2 separate regions of the Homo sapiens genome follow, and region 2 is linked to region 1. The links are chromatin contacts, found by Hi-C or POLR2A ChIA-PET in ENCODE. All regions are on one chromosome and are shown on one strand. The core of a region is the stretch at or near the end of the contact, and the rest is flanking DNA. Distances in the headings are between cores, read along the strand shown. Region 1 overlaps LIMD1 (LIM domain containing 1). Region 2 overlaps CDCP1 (CUB domain containing protein 1).

Evidence for each region. A loop is a pair of places that touch in the nucleus more often than their neighbours do. ChIA-PET counts read pairs that join two places held with the same protein, here RNA polymerase II (POLR2A). Pooled maps may share reads with other maps.
Region 2: a loop to region 1 is called in a map with no recorded cell type, with 4 times the contacts of the local background. The contact joins two enhancer-like sites. A Hi-C loop is called at or near these places in 1 of 37 single-sample maps with no recorded cell type and 5 of 50 pooled maps. POLR2A ChIA-PET finds 5 or more read pairs at or near these places in 3 of 52 experiments (GM12878, WTC11 and naive thymus-derived CD4-positive, alpha-beta T cell).

Annotation. Positions count from the first base shown.
Region 1 is chr3:45,653,389-45,659,925 of GRCh38, forward strand. All of the region lies in intron 2 of LIMD1 (LIM domain containing 1), which reads left to right. Among named protein-coding and RNA genes, the nearest start is that of LIMD1-AS1, 32 kb to the right of the region's middle. Within about 2 kb of position 3,528, at least 8 of the 41 ENCODE cell types and tissues checked have a DNase peak (open chromatin) inside an H3K27ac peak, as active enhancers do.
Region 2 is chr3:45,119,823-45,126,359 of GRCh38, forward strand. The region is part of intron 1 of CDCP1 (CUB domain containing protein 1); the gene reads right to left. Among named protein-coding and RNA genes, the nearest start is that of CDCP1, 23 kb to the right of the region's middle. RefSeq lists enhancers at 4,155-4,656, 4,657-5,156. Within about 2 kb of position 3,374, at least 10 of the 41 ENCODE cell types and tissues checked have a DNase peak (open chromatin) inside an H3K27ac peak, as active enhancers do.

The DNA of each region.
Region 1 (6,537 bases), core at 2,278-4,777:
ATCCTTACCAGGGAACCTGAAGGGTTTGGGTGACAGCCAGGGTCTCATTTCAGGGAAGGGGCAAAGGCAAGGTTGGACCCCAAGCCTGAGTGCTTTTCCACTTTGCCCCTTTCTGCTGTGCTCCTTGGCTTACTGAGGCTTGGCAAGCCTGCAAAATCGAGGCTGGATCTCTCCTTCACTTGAGCCAAACCAAATTGATTTGTTTTTAGCAATATCTTTTAAGAGTTAACCTATTCTGGGGCTGGGTGTTGTGGCCTATGCCTCTAATCCTAGCACTTTGGGAGGCTGAGGTAGCCAGATCACCTGAGGTCAGGAATTCAAGACCAACCTGGCCAACATGGTGAAACCCCATCTCTACTAAAAATACAAAAATTACCTGGGAGTGATGGTGCATGCCTGTAGTCCCAGCTACTCAGGAGGCTGAGCCAGGAGGATGGCTTGAATCCAGAAGGCGGAGGTTGCTGTGAGCCAAGATTGCACCACTGCACTCCAGCCTGAGTGACGGAGCAAGACTGTCTCAAAAAAAAAAAAAAAAAAAGAAAAAGAAAAAAAAAAAAGAACCTATTCTAGAAAAGCTATTTGAAGAAGTAGATTGGTTAGAATTTTGTGCGATGATGCAGATATTCTAAAGCTTCCCTAGTCACAAGTGGCCATCAAGTACTCAAGATATACTTGTTCAAGCCCTGGCGCTAAATTTTTGATGTTATCTTAATTGATTTAAACTTACATAAATAACCACATGTGGCTAGTAGCCACCATGGACAGTACAGGTAGAAGTCACTAACTGGGACAGTACAATCAAAACAATCCAAGTGACTACTGATTTTTACTTTCTTTTCTCGGAAACTCTTCTCATTGTTGGGAAACCCTTGCATTTTTACTTCTCAGGGAGATATTTTGGAACTGAAATTTGTGGTGGAGTCTTACCGCCAAGGACCAGTTATGTTTCCAGAATAGGTTATAGCTTATTTCTATTTTATAGGGAAGGAAGAGTGGTGAGTATTATTGCACGTTTTAGTTTTGTCAGATTAAATGGCTGACCTCTCTTTGTGATGTCCTTAACTCTTGTTTCCTTTGTTAAACTACACCGGCTTTATCAGATGCATTTTTCTCTTTTAAACTGAGGATGGCTTGAAGGCAAATATAAAATACTCATTCACGGCCTGCAGGTGGCTCACACCTGTAATCCCAGCACTGTGGGAGGCTGAGGCAGGTGAATAGCTTGAACCCCGGAGTTTGAGACCAGCCTGGGCAACATGGTGAAACCCCGTCTCTACTAAAAATACACACAAAAAATTAGCCAGTCATGGTGGCATCCACGTGTGTTCCCAGCTACTCAAGGCTGAGGTGGGAGGATTGCTCTAGCCCAGGAGGAGATTGCACCACTGCACTCCAGCCTGGGTGACAGAGTAAGACCCTGTCTCAAAAAAAAAAAAAAAAAAAAAAGAAAAAAGAAAAAATTCATTCACTACATCTACAGGAAGTGTCTTTTTGGAGTGGATTCTCTGTGAGTCTGCACATTTATCAGTCAATTTTTTTTTTTTTTTTTAAGACATAGTCTCACTCTGTCACCCAGGCTGGAGTACAATGGTGCAATCTCAGCTCACTGCAACCTCTGCCACCCGGGTTCAAGTGATTCTCCTGCCTCAGCCTCCTGAGTAGCTGGGATTACAGGCTCACGCCACCAGGCCTGGCTAATTTTTGTATTTTTAGTAGAGATGGGGTTTCACCCTGTTGGCCAAGCTGGTGTCGAACTCCTGACCTCAAGTGATCTGCCTACCTCAGCCTCCCAAAGTGCTGGGATTATAGGCATGAGACACCACACTCGGCCTATCAGTCAATATTTTATAAACGGCTGATGTAAATAAAGAAAATAAAGAGCATTTTGACTACTGTCTTCTAAACTGTAAAAATGGTCTATTGAGTATATATTTAGTGTGACGATCATCAGCTATTTCCTAGTGGAGGGAATTCCTTTACTGGAAGCAGGACGATTCTGAAACTAGAATTATAAAGATGTAACACTGACACTCCCACCCCCAGTTTATGTTTGATGCTGATTATTCAGGGATGGTTTAGGTCTTAGCATTTTTGACCAAGATGAACAGCATCAAATGGAAGTGCCAGTTCAGAGACAAGCCTGAGGCATAGTCTGACTTGGTGGTTCTCAAAGTGTGGTCCCTGGACTAGCACCATCAGCATCACTAGGGAACTTAACTAGAAATGCAGAGTCTCGGGCCCCTTCCCACACTTACTAAGTCAGCAGTCTGTGTTTCAACAAACTCACCTGGTGGTTCTGAAGCATGCTAAGGTTTGAGAACCACCTAAGTTTTTGGTGTTTATCCCTCGGCTATTCCATTTTGTCCTCTGTCCTTATTAGCTCTGCCAAAGCCGCAGCAGCTCCCTAGTGTTACGTCTCTACGTATGAGCCGCCATAACAAGTCAGTGAGGACAGTGAAATTTGCCTCTTCAAGGGAGCAGAAGGAAGTTTAATTGGGAATGCCAGGAAATCCATCTACTTCCCTGGAAGGACTGAACGTTTATACCGCCCCCTCACAAATCCTTATGTTGAATCTCTAATCCCAACATGATGGTATTTGGAGGTGGAGTCTTTGGGAGGTGATTAAGTTATGAGAGTGGATACTTCCTGAATGGGATTAGTGTCCTTATAAGAAGAGCTCAGAGATGTAGTTAGTTCCCTTTCCACCATGTGAGAAAACAGCAGGAAGACAGCCATCTGTAAATCAGGAACTGGATCCTCACCAAGAACCTGACCCTACTAGCACCCTGATGTTGGACTTCCAACCTCCAGAGCTGTGAGAAATAAATGTCTATTGTTTAAGCTACTCACTTTATGGTATTTTGTTCTAACAGCCTAAAATGACTAAGACATTCCCCTTAGTCTGAGAGATATTCCTTTTGGAACAGAAAACAAGAGAGACAGTATAGTGTGGTGGAAAGAGTGTTGACTTTGCACAAGAGAGACCTGGGTTCGAATCTCAACTTTTCTATTTAACTTTTAGCTACATAGGTGAATTTAACCTCTTTAGCTTTTGTTTCTCCATCAGAAAAAAAAAAAAAAGCATCAGTAACTCAACCGTAATATAGTAAGTGAGTTTCCTTTTTCTTTTTCTTTCTTTTTTTTTTTGAGACGGAGTCTCACTCTGTCGCCAGGCTGGAGTGCAGTGGTGCAATCTCGGCTCACTGCAACCTCGGCCTCCCGGGTTCAAGCGATTCTCCTGCCTCAGCTTCCTGAGTAGCTGGGATTACAGGCACGCACCACCACACCCAGCTGGTTTTTGTATTTTTAGTAGGGACGGGGTTTCACCATGTTGGCCAGGATGGTCTTGGTCTCCTGACCTCATGATCCGCCCACCTTGGCCTCCCAAAGTGCTGAGATTACAGGCGTGAGCCACCACGCCCAGCCGACAAGTGAGTTTCAACTGCCCAAACGTCAGGGCACATTATTGCAAGATTAATGAAATGACTCAAGCAGGCCTCCAGGGCTGGCTGGCTTGGGGTAAATTGTGCTGCTTCAACCTGTCCTTGTCCTGGCTGTGGTTTGGCACCACCTAGTGGCGGTTGGGTGCTCTAGCTTAAATGTCAATAAGGAGGATTCTGGATCCTGCTCTTGATTGGAACTTTCAGGACAGTGGCAGTGATTCCAGGAATTTTCAGGTTAGTTGGCGTCTGTTTCATTGGCCAAATCTGGGGTGATTCAGCCTGGAGAATACCTTTTCTGCCTCCCTGCTTCTCAGCACCAGGTTGCTTGCTGTTTCCTACCTGGCCTCAGCCTCCTCTCAGCAACCCCCTTTCTCCAAAGATACAAACTTTAGCCTGTCTCCAAGTGGAAGGTTACCTATCAAGTTACATCTAAATGCCTGTCATCACAAGGAGTTTTTACGGAGCTGTTCATGACACTTAAGTGAGACATGAGGCAAGTAAAAGGCCCAGTACCTAGAAAGTGTTTGAATGAAAATTCCCTTTTCCGGCCAGATATGGTAACTCACACCTGTAATCTCAACGCTTTGGGAGGCCAAGGCGGGAGGATTGCTGAGACCAGGAGTTCGAGGCTGCAGTGAGCTATGATTGTACCACTGCACTCCAGCCTGGGCAACAGAGCAAGACGCTGTCTCAAAAAAAAAAAAAAAAAAAAGGAAAAAGAAAGAAAGGCCTGTCCCATTTCCTGGCAGAAGAGAGAAACTGGATTCTGCATATAGGTGTGCATCCAACAAGCATTAAATACTGCTGCATGGCCTCATGGTGCAGTGGAACAAGCACAGTCTTCACAGTCAGACAAATCTGGGTTCCCATCCTGCCCACTTACTACCTGGGTAAGCCTCAATTTCCTTACTTATGAAATGAAAACGATAATGTGTAATTCATAAGTATCATATTTTTACTCCAGAAAGTTAGGAGTAATCCTTGGGTGTGATTTCAAGTGATTCCCAAAAATAATCAATTCCTGTATCCTTGTACTGCTCCATGACATTGACATGTGATGTGTTTTATTTCTGCCCGACTCTTTACTGAACCCTTTCTACGCTCACTGAAACCTGGAGTAGGTGATGGCTTTGAGTAGGAAATGACTTTGTGAGTTTCTTCCGTAAAAGGCATGTGACAGTACAGGGTCAGAAGGTGGAGTGATGCAGTAACCTGTGTGGCAAAGTTTTCAAGCATTTAAAAATATATGTGAAAGCCCTAAACATAGTACTTAGACCACAGAAGACAATCAGTAGATGTTAGGCTTTTCTCCCACTCAGAATACAAACAAATATATTTTGATACACTATCCAGTTTCTAACCTCAGGTGGTCTTTCAAAACCGAAGTGAAAAATGAAGTGTGAGTTCTTCAGAGCAAACTAAGCCCCACCCTCTTAGGTCAGTGGGGGAGTCTCAGTTTTTTAAAATTTGGAATAAAGGAAAATCAGACGTAGTCCCCCAACCCCCTGTACTGGCCTCCTGTGTCCGGACATGGGAATTCTCAGCTGTGGGAACTGGCAGCAAGAGGACTTATCTAGCCAGCTGGGCAATTTTTTAAATGATCAGAGCAATACCTGCTCATTGGTAAATCTTTGGGAAAGTGTAGGAAAGTATATAGAAGCAACCAACTAGGAAATAAACCATCCCCTCCACCATGCAGATTCTTTTTTTTTTTTTTTTTTTTTTTTTTTTTTTTGAGACTGAGTTTTGCTCATGTTGCTCATTGCAGGCTGGAGTGCAATGGTGTGATCTCAGCTCACCACAATCTCCACTCCTTGGGTTCAAGTGATTCTCCTGCCTCAGCCTCCTGAGTAGCTGGGACTACAGGCATGCACCACCATGCCTGGCTAATTTTGTATTTTTAGTAGAGAGGGGGCTTTTCCATGTTGGTCAGACTGGTCTTGAACTCCCGACTTCAGGCGATCTGCCCGCCTTGGCCTCTCAAAGTGCTAGGATTACAGGCATGAGCCACCGTGCCTGGCCTCACCATGCAGATTCTAAATATGTCCACTCAGAGGCGTTGCCACTCATGGGCAGATTTCCTTTCCAGTCTTTTTTTCTTTGAATTTCTTTATATAGTTGAGATGCACAATTTTTAAATCTTGCTTTTTACTTTTCACATTATAACATAAGGGTTTTCTTTTAAGATTAAAAGTATTTTTTCATATTATACATATTTCTAGAAAAATTTAATATAGAAATATGTGAAGTAAAGTGAAATTTCTCTCTAATACCATCTGTCACTGTACCTAATACTAGAAAGAAAATTTAAAATATTAAAGTATATAAAGTAGAAAGTGATGTTTCACTGTTATACTTCTACCAGTGTTACCCACTGTTTGTTTTTTTCCCTTTTGCATATCAGTGGTATCTGCAAATTACTGAAATGGAATTGTACTATAAATACACTTGTCAAGTTTGCTTTTTTCACTTGTTAATATATTTTCAGTCTGGGTGCAGTAGTTCACACCTGTAATCCTGAGATGGGCTGATCACTTGAGCCCAGGAGTTGTTGACTAGCCTTAGACAACATGGCGAAACACTGTCTCTACAAAAAAATACAAAAATTAGGCAGTTGTGGTGGTGCACACCTGTAGCCCTATCTACTCAGGAGGCCGAGGTGGGAGGATTCCTTGAGCCTGGGAGGCTGAGGCTGCAGATTGCACCACTGCACTCCAGCCTGGGTGACAGAGTCAGGCTCCATCTCAAAAAAACCCCAAACATATATATATGCTATCCCCAAACATATATATATGCTATATATAAGCATTTTCCAATATGACTAAAACACTATTTAAATGACATTTTAAATAGCTATGTAACATTTCATCATTTATATGTACTCTGGTTTATATAACCATTCCTCTAAGGCTGCCAGTTTGGATCTAAGTAAATATTTATTCACTTTTTAAAATTCTTTCCCAAAGCTAAGTCTCAGATAACCTCACTGAGTCAGAGATAAACATTTTAAAGTTTCCCTTCCAGGGAGAGTTTATCATCTTACACTCTCAGCAGTAGCTTATGAAAATATACAGTGACAACAATCACAAACAC
Region 2 (6,537 bases), core at 2,124-4,623, 530 kb before region 1:
CTCACCCTCAAAAGTTCCCTCAGTGCCCCTCTGCAGTCAACCTCCACTCCAAGTCCTAGAAAACTGTCAATGAGTTTGTCCTGCTCTGGACCTTCATGCAAATGGAAGCCTATAGTACTTTCTCTTTTGTAGCTGGCTGCTTCTGCTCAGCATGCTTGTGAGATTCACCCACGCTGCTGCATGGGTCAGTAGTTTCCTCCTTTTTATTGCTGAGTACTATTCCATTGACAGAATAGGCCATGATTTATTTATCCATGCACCTGCTGAATGACATCTGAGTCCTCTTCAGTGTTGGACGAGCCATGTGCTATAATTTTACCATAACTGCTAGCCTGCACAAGACTGGATGTACTTCTGCCAGCTGCCATGAGTGAGCATGCTGTATTCCCACAGCTCAGCAGCTGTATGTGATCACACATTTGGATTTCTGTCACCCTTTTCTTGTGCCTCTCTCTCCATTCTACACTCTGCTCCAACCCCACTGGCCAGCTGCTCCTTACATAGTATGGAAATTGATCTCCCAACCTTATATGAACTGTAAATATTTTCCCCAGTTTATCGTTTGCCTTTTGACCTCACTTAGAATGGTTTTTCAGGTATGAACTTTACCCTCTTTGGGCCTCTGTTCCTTCATTGTAAAATGAAGGGGTGGGGCTAGAATAACTCTACACTCCCTGCCAGCTCTGAGTCTATGACTATTACCTGAGTAAGTAGGAAGCGACTTTGTAACTGGAAGAATTCCCAACTACTGCTCAGAAATGACATATCTCTCTGGGCACCAGGGCACTGCCATGGCCAGTTTTATGACTGCAAGAGTGCTTAGATTTCCATTTTTGGGGCAAAACTTCTTGTCTTTCTGGCTTCTGCGTGTAACCCTCTCCACCTTAGTCACTGTGTTCAGGCCAGTCTTGCCTTCTTTCTTGAACACACCAACCTCTTTCCCACCTCAGGGCCTTTGCACATGCTGGTCCTGACACCAAAAGTGCTTTCTCTAGAAAAAGCTGGCTCCTTGTTGTCATTCCGGTCTCAGCACAAAGGTCACATTTTCAGAGTGGCCTTCCCTGACCAGCCCACCTAAAGTGCTCCCCTCCCCCCACCACTTCAGTCCTCCTGAACCCTGCGCTTGATGTCCGTGAGCTCCTACAGGAGGCAGCAGGAACTTGCCCGTATTTTTTAGTGGTAGCCCCACGACCAAGGCAGTGCCTGATCCCCACGAGGAGACAAAACGTTTTAAGCCCCAAAACAACTCCATATAAAACTATTAGTCCCTGTGTGCTTGTCTTCACCGCATTTAATTTCTCATAGACATACTACCATTCCCATATTTTACTTTCGGCTAATAAATCCTGGCAAGAACAAGGGACTATGCATCTTTTAATTAATAGCTTGAGAGAGAATATATTCTCAGGGGCAGAAGTTTTATTTGCTCAAATGCTTGGTCTTCAAGCAGTGTGGCCATTTAGAATCTTCTGAGGCTGAGGAGTTCCTCAAGATGTCAGATTAAAAATGAATCCAGATCTATGTTCAGAAACCCAGTTGCCAGGTTTATATCTGAGCTGTATATTACAACTCTTGTGTTCTTTTTCTGTAATCATGAAAACGTCTAACTGTGTTATTTGTAAAAAAAATTCTTGGAGCCCTCAGTCTCTCCAAGTTGGGCTAATTCACCAGCAAGTGAAGCTGAGTCCAATCTGAGGCTACAGCCCATCTAGCTATGTTACCAATTTCTTTCTTATTCCCATTTCCCCTTCTGTCAGCTTTTTTATCCTTTATTTAAAAATTCCTGCCCCTATGATCATTATTTTAAATCAGTGCTAGACGCTAAGCAGAGCTGCATTGCCTAAGGCTAGAGATGGGGAGAGGGAATGGAGTACCAGGGGGCAAAGCAGACCGTGCAGGGTGAGGGGACTGTTTTGTATCTTGACGATAGCAGTGATTACACCTTGTATACAAATGCCAAAATTCATCAAACTGTACACTTAAAATTGATGATGTTTATTTTATGTAAGCTATACCTTAATAAAAAGAAAAAGTGTTCAAAAGATCATGTTTTCACACAAAGTAGGCATGTAATAAATTAATAAAAGAATAATCATTACCACAGTTAAAATATGGTTTAATAATATTTTGGGGGAAGCCTAGGTATATGTAATATTTTAAATCTCTTTAACTTAGATTCAGAGAAGACCAAAGCTGATCTCACCAAAATCTCTCCACTCAGTTCTTCTCTGTTGTTTGGCCAGGTTAGTACCCAAAATAATTCTGGGTATATGGCAAGGTATTCTTTTATAATGACAGTCAAAGAAAAATGTATAATCTGTATTTTTTTTTTTTTTTTTGAGACGGAATCTCACTCTGTTGCCCAGGCTGGAGTGCGGTGGCGCAACCTCGGCTCACTGCAACCTCCGCCTCCTGGGCTCAAGCTATTCTCCTGCCTCAGCCTCCCGAGTAGCTGGGACTAAAGGCATGTGCCACCACGCTCAGCTAATTTTTGTATTTTTAGTAGAGCTGGGGTTTCACCATGTTGGCCAAGCTGGTCTTGAACTCCTGACCTCAGGTGATCCACCCACCTCAGCCTCCCAAAGTGCTGGGATTACAGGCGTGAGCCATTGTGCCCAGCCAGAAAAATGTATAATCTCTTTTAGAAATTTTTTTTTGAGACAGAGTTTCCCTCTGTTGCCCAGGCCGGAGTGCAATGGCGTGATCTTGGCAACCTCTGCCTTTGGGACTCAAGTGATTCTCGTGCCTCAGTCTCCCGAGTAGCTGGGACTACAGGTGTGCCACCACGCCTGGCTAATTTTTGTATTTTGTAGTAAAGAGGGGGTTTCACCATGTTGGCTGGGCTGGTCTTGAACTCCTGGCCTCAAGTGATTTGCCCACCTCGGCCTCCCAAAGTGCTGGGATTACAGGTGTGAGCCACTGCACCTGGCCTAGAAATTCATTTTTTAAAGAATTTTGGAAATGATGTATTCATTCGACAAACATTTTCTGGGTTCATAATCTATTCTAGGGACACACTTGGTGCAAATGACTTAATGATAAAAACAGCCAGAGTCCCTGCCCTTAGGGAATTAATAGCCTAGACTAAGGGCCTACAAATGGTCTGTGATAAAGTTCTAAGCCCTAGTAGGTATAACAAGGGCTCTGGGAATCTGTACTGGTCTATGCTGAGACGTAGGGATTTTTTTTTTTTTGGTCCATGGTGAGAAGTAGGGATTCGCTTTTACTTTTTTTTCCATATGGAGAGCCCATTGTTCCAACTCTAAGCGTTGAATATACCAGTCCTTCCTTCATGAATTACTAATGCTACTTCTGTTGTTTCTATTTTTTATTTATGGTCTTTCACACAAACTCATTTTGCAATCAAGGAAGATGAAACCTTACGAGGGTTAAATGACTCACTCCTGGTAGATGTTTAACGTCTTAATATGTTTCTTTGCCCTGGCTGAGATGATCAACCCAGCACGTTCTACTGTCCAGCTGTAGTTTGTAACTATTCTTTGGTATACCAGACCAGAGAATTTGGGCTTGAGTAATCCCCCACCTGGTGTCCAGCTCATAGTTCAGAGGAAACAACTAAGCTAAAGACACATGATAGGCAAAGCTGAATTTAGCTACCTTTCCAACAGGAGGAGATGACTTATATTATAGGCTCTTTTCTAGGGTCACAGCCAAGGACACATCACTCACATGGCTGTCATTTTTAATGATCCCCCTCATCCTAACTGATAAATAAGTTAGCTAGAAGGGGTGAACAGGAGCAAGAAGATAATGATTCAACACCTTGTACATACTTGAAATGTGGACTCTCTCCTGACCCCCACCAATTCTGCCACTCTGGAGGCATTTATTTCGCTGCAATAAAAACAGTGGTAAAATCCCCACTGCTTAAGTAGAGTAACTTGTCAGCTCATTTGATCACAAATGCTTGGATCACATCTCTTTCTTTTGCCTCCCCAGGAATTTGGTATTTCATTGGTCTAATATTTCAGAAAATCATTACCCAGGTTCAGAGAAACTTAGAAATGCTCCAGATTCTGGTGTGACTTTGAGGCTTTATGGGCTGAAAGGCATCCAAGCTTTCACTAGAGCAGTGCATGGGCTCCTGGGCTTAGGGCATTTGGAAAAGCTTACAAGGCACAGGCTTGGGCTCCTGAGTCACACACAGCTCTTTTCTTCAGCTCTCCTGCCTCCTGACCTCTCCTTATTAGGACACCTTTGTGAGCATCTGCCTCACCAGCTCCTTCCTGGGCAGGCAGGGTTGGGGGAAGAATTTCCATTTGTTTTAATCATCATTCATGATTCACCATTCATTAATCACCATATCACACATCCCTGTTATTTCTTCTCCCTGCCATCCTATTTCTTTGCAATTCTCGATTCTAGTAAGGGAAACTAATGTAGGGGAGGGAATTCCAGGTGATAAACACCGGAAGTCATTTTTCTCCCAGATCTGTCAAATACAGTTTAAAAGACTGGCAAAATAACTGGCAACCCGTCTAAAATTTGTAGACGAATTGGAACAAGTTGCCTCAATTCTGGGTGTGGTTGCCTGTGGGACTCGGCTCTCATTCACCTTCTCTGTCCAAGGAAGATGGACTGAGCAGCTCCCAGCCAGGGCTGGGCTCAGCCTAGGCACCAGGAGATACATATTAAGATGCATGGTGCCCTGGAGGAGTGCCCAGGATGCCAAGGGAGGCAGACTCAGAAACCAAGAAGTTTGTGGCTGCTCAGTCACGGCTTGCATGTGAGTCAGGTTCCACTTATGGCCAAAATAGCCCTGTCCTCTCTTAGGAAGAGGTCACATTGCAGACCAACATTCCATTCTCAACAAGTCCAGCAGCTGGTGTTTCCTCCATCCATGGAGCAGATCCCTGCTTTTCAGACTGAGCATCAGATAAGTCGTGATATGCTTTTAGGGGCCAGGTTTGCAAAATACGTTTCATTAAATTGTGGATGTGCACACCATGGGAGCCCCAGGATGTCCAGCAGATTGGCAAGTTTATACCCTACCTCATATCCACCCCAAGGGGACACACACACCATTGCAATGATTTCTCCCAACCTTTATTCCCTGCAGGGAGCGAGTGTTGAATTCACACACATTGAATGAACATTTGCCTGTCTGTTCATTAGACCCAAATAGTAATTTTAGGACACCAGGGAACTTCAAGGTACTCTGAAGACATTGAGGGTCTGCTATCAACCATCTGGGGGTGGTGGTCAAGGAGGGCTTCACAGAAGGCGTATGACTTAAGATGGGTCTAAAAGAATGGATATGAGTGTGCCAACCAGGAACTGTGAGATGACTGTCAGGAAGGACAGATGGAAGGAATAGCAGGTGCAAAGATGCCAAGATATGAAAATCATGGCTTCCTTGGAGCCACTCTGGGGAGTTTGATTTGGCCAGAGTTTTGTTTGGGTGGGTAGAGGAGGCTGGAGAAGTGGGAAAGGGCTTGGTTGTTGGCCACGGAGTTTGGGCTTCACCCACTGGGACCAGCACACCTTAGCAGCTTGGTGTGGTGGTGAAGAGTACAGATTCTAGAATCAAACTGTCTAGGGTCAATTCCCGGCACTACCACTCACCCAGATGTGCTTCCTTGGGCAAATTCCTTAGCTTCTTGGTGCCTCACTTTCCTCATCTGCAAACAGGATAATAATGAAATTCCTGTAAGGCCTAAATGAGTTAATACCTACAAAGTGCTTAGAATGGTGCCAGGTAGTCAATCAATATTGGCTGTTAGTATTGTTGATATTATCAATGATAGCATATTACAACTACTACTAGCAGCGATGGGGCACCATTGAAGGGTGCTAAGCAGACAACTATAGCAGCAGTTTGGCTCTGAGTCTAAAGCCTACAGTCCTGGCTGGCTGGGTGGGGACTACGTAAGGCAGGCAAAGCACTGAAGAGGCAAACCTTAAGGAGGCACTCACTGTCAGGGCAGTGCCACTTAAGGAAGCAAGTATGAGTGCCTCCTTAAATTCTGCACACCTTATCTGCCTCACCTAGCCATGGCCCTGGCCCTGATCATTGGCTATTAATAGGCCCTTCTACATGTTGACTCATGTGACTCCAGCACCCTCACTGAGACCAGAGAAGTGACCTCCCTTCTCCAAGTTTGCTGAACTCAGGAGGCAGCTGGGACATTCTGGTTCAACCCTGGCACCTCTGCAGTCTCCACCCACCCAGGGTACCACAATGAGCTGCCCTCATAGAAGCTGCCAAGGCTGGTCAAGTTACCTAGCAGAAGAGGAGCAACTGCTGCCATTCTTTGTCTCTCTCTCTTTCTTTCTTTCTTTCTTTCTTTCTTTCTTTCTTTCTTTCTTTCTTTCTTTCTTTCTTTCTTTCCTTCTTTCTCTCTCTCTCTCTTTCTTTCTTTCCTTCCTTCCTTCTTTCTTTCCTTCCTTTCTTCCTTCCTTCCTTCTTCTCTCTCTCTCTCTCTGTTTCTTTTTTTTGTCTACCCTGGAGGTGACAGAAACTGCCATTCTTATTAAGTGAATGCAGTTGTTGGCTGATTCCAGGAAGTGGGGAGT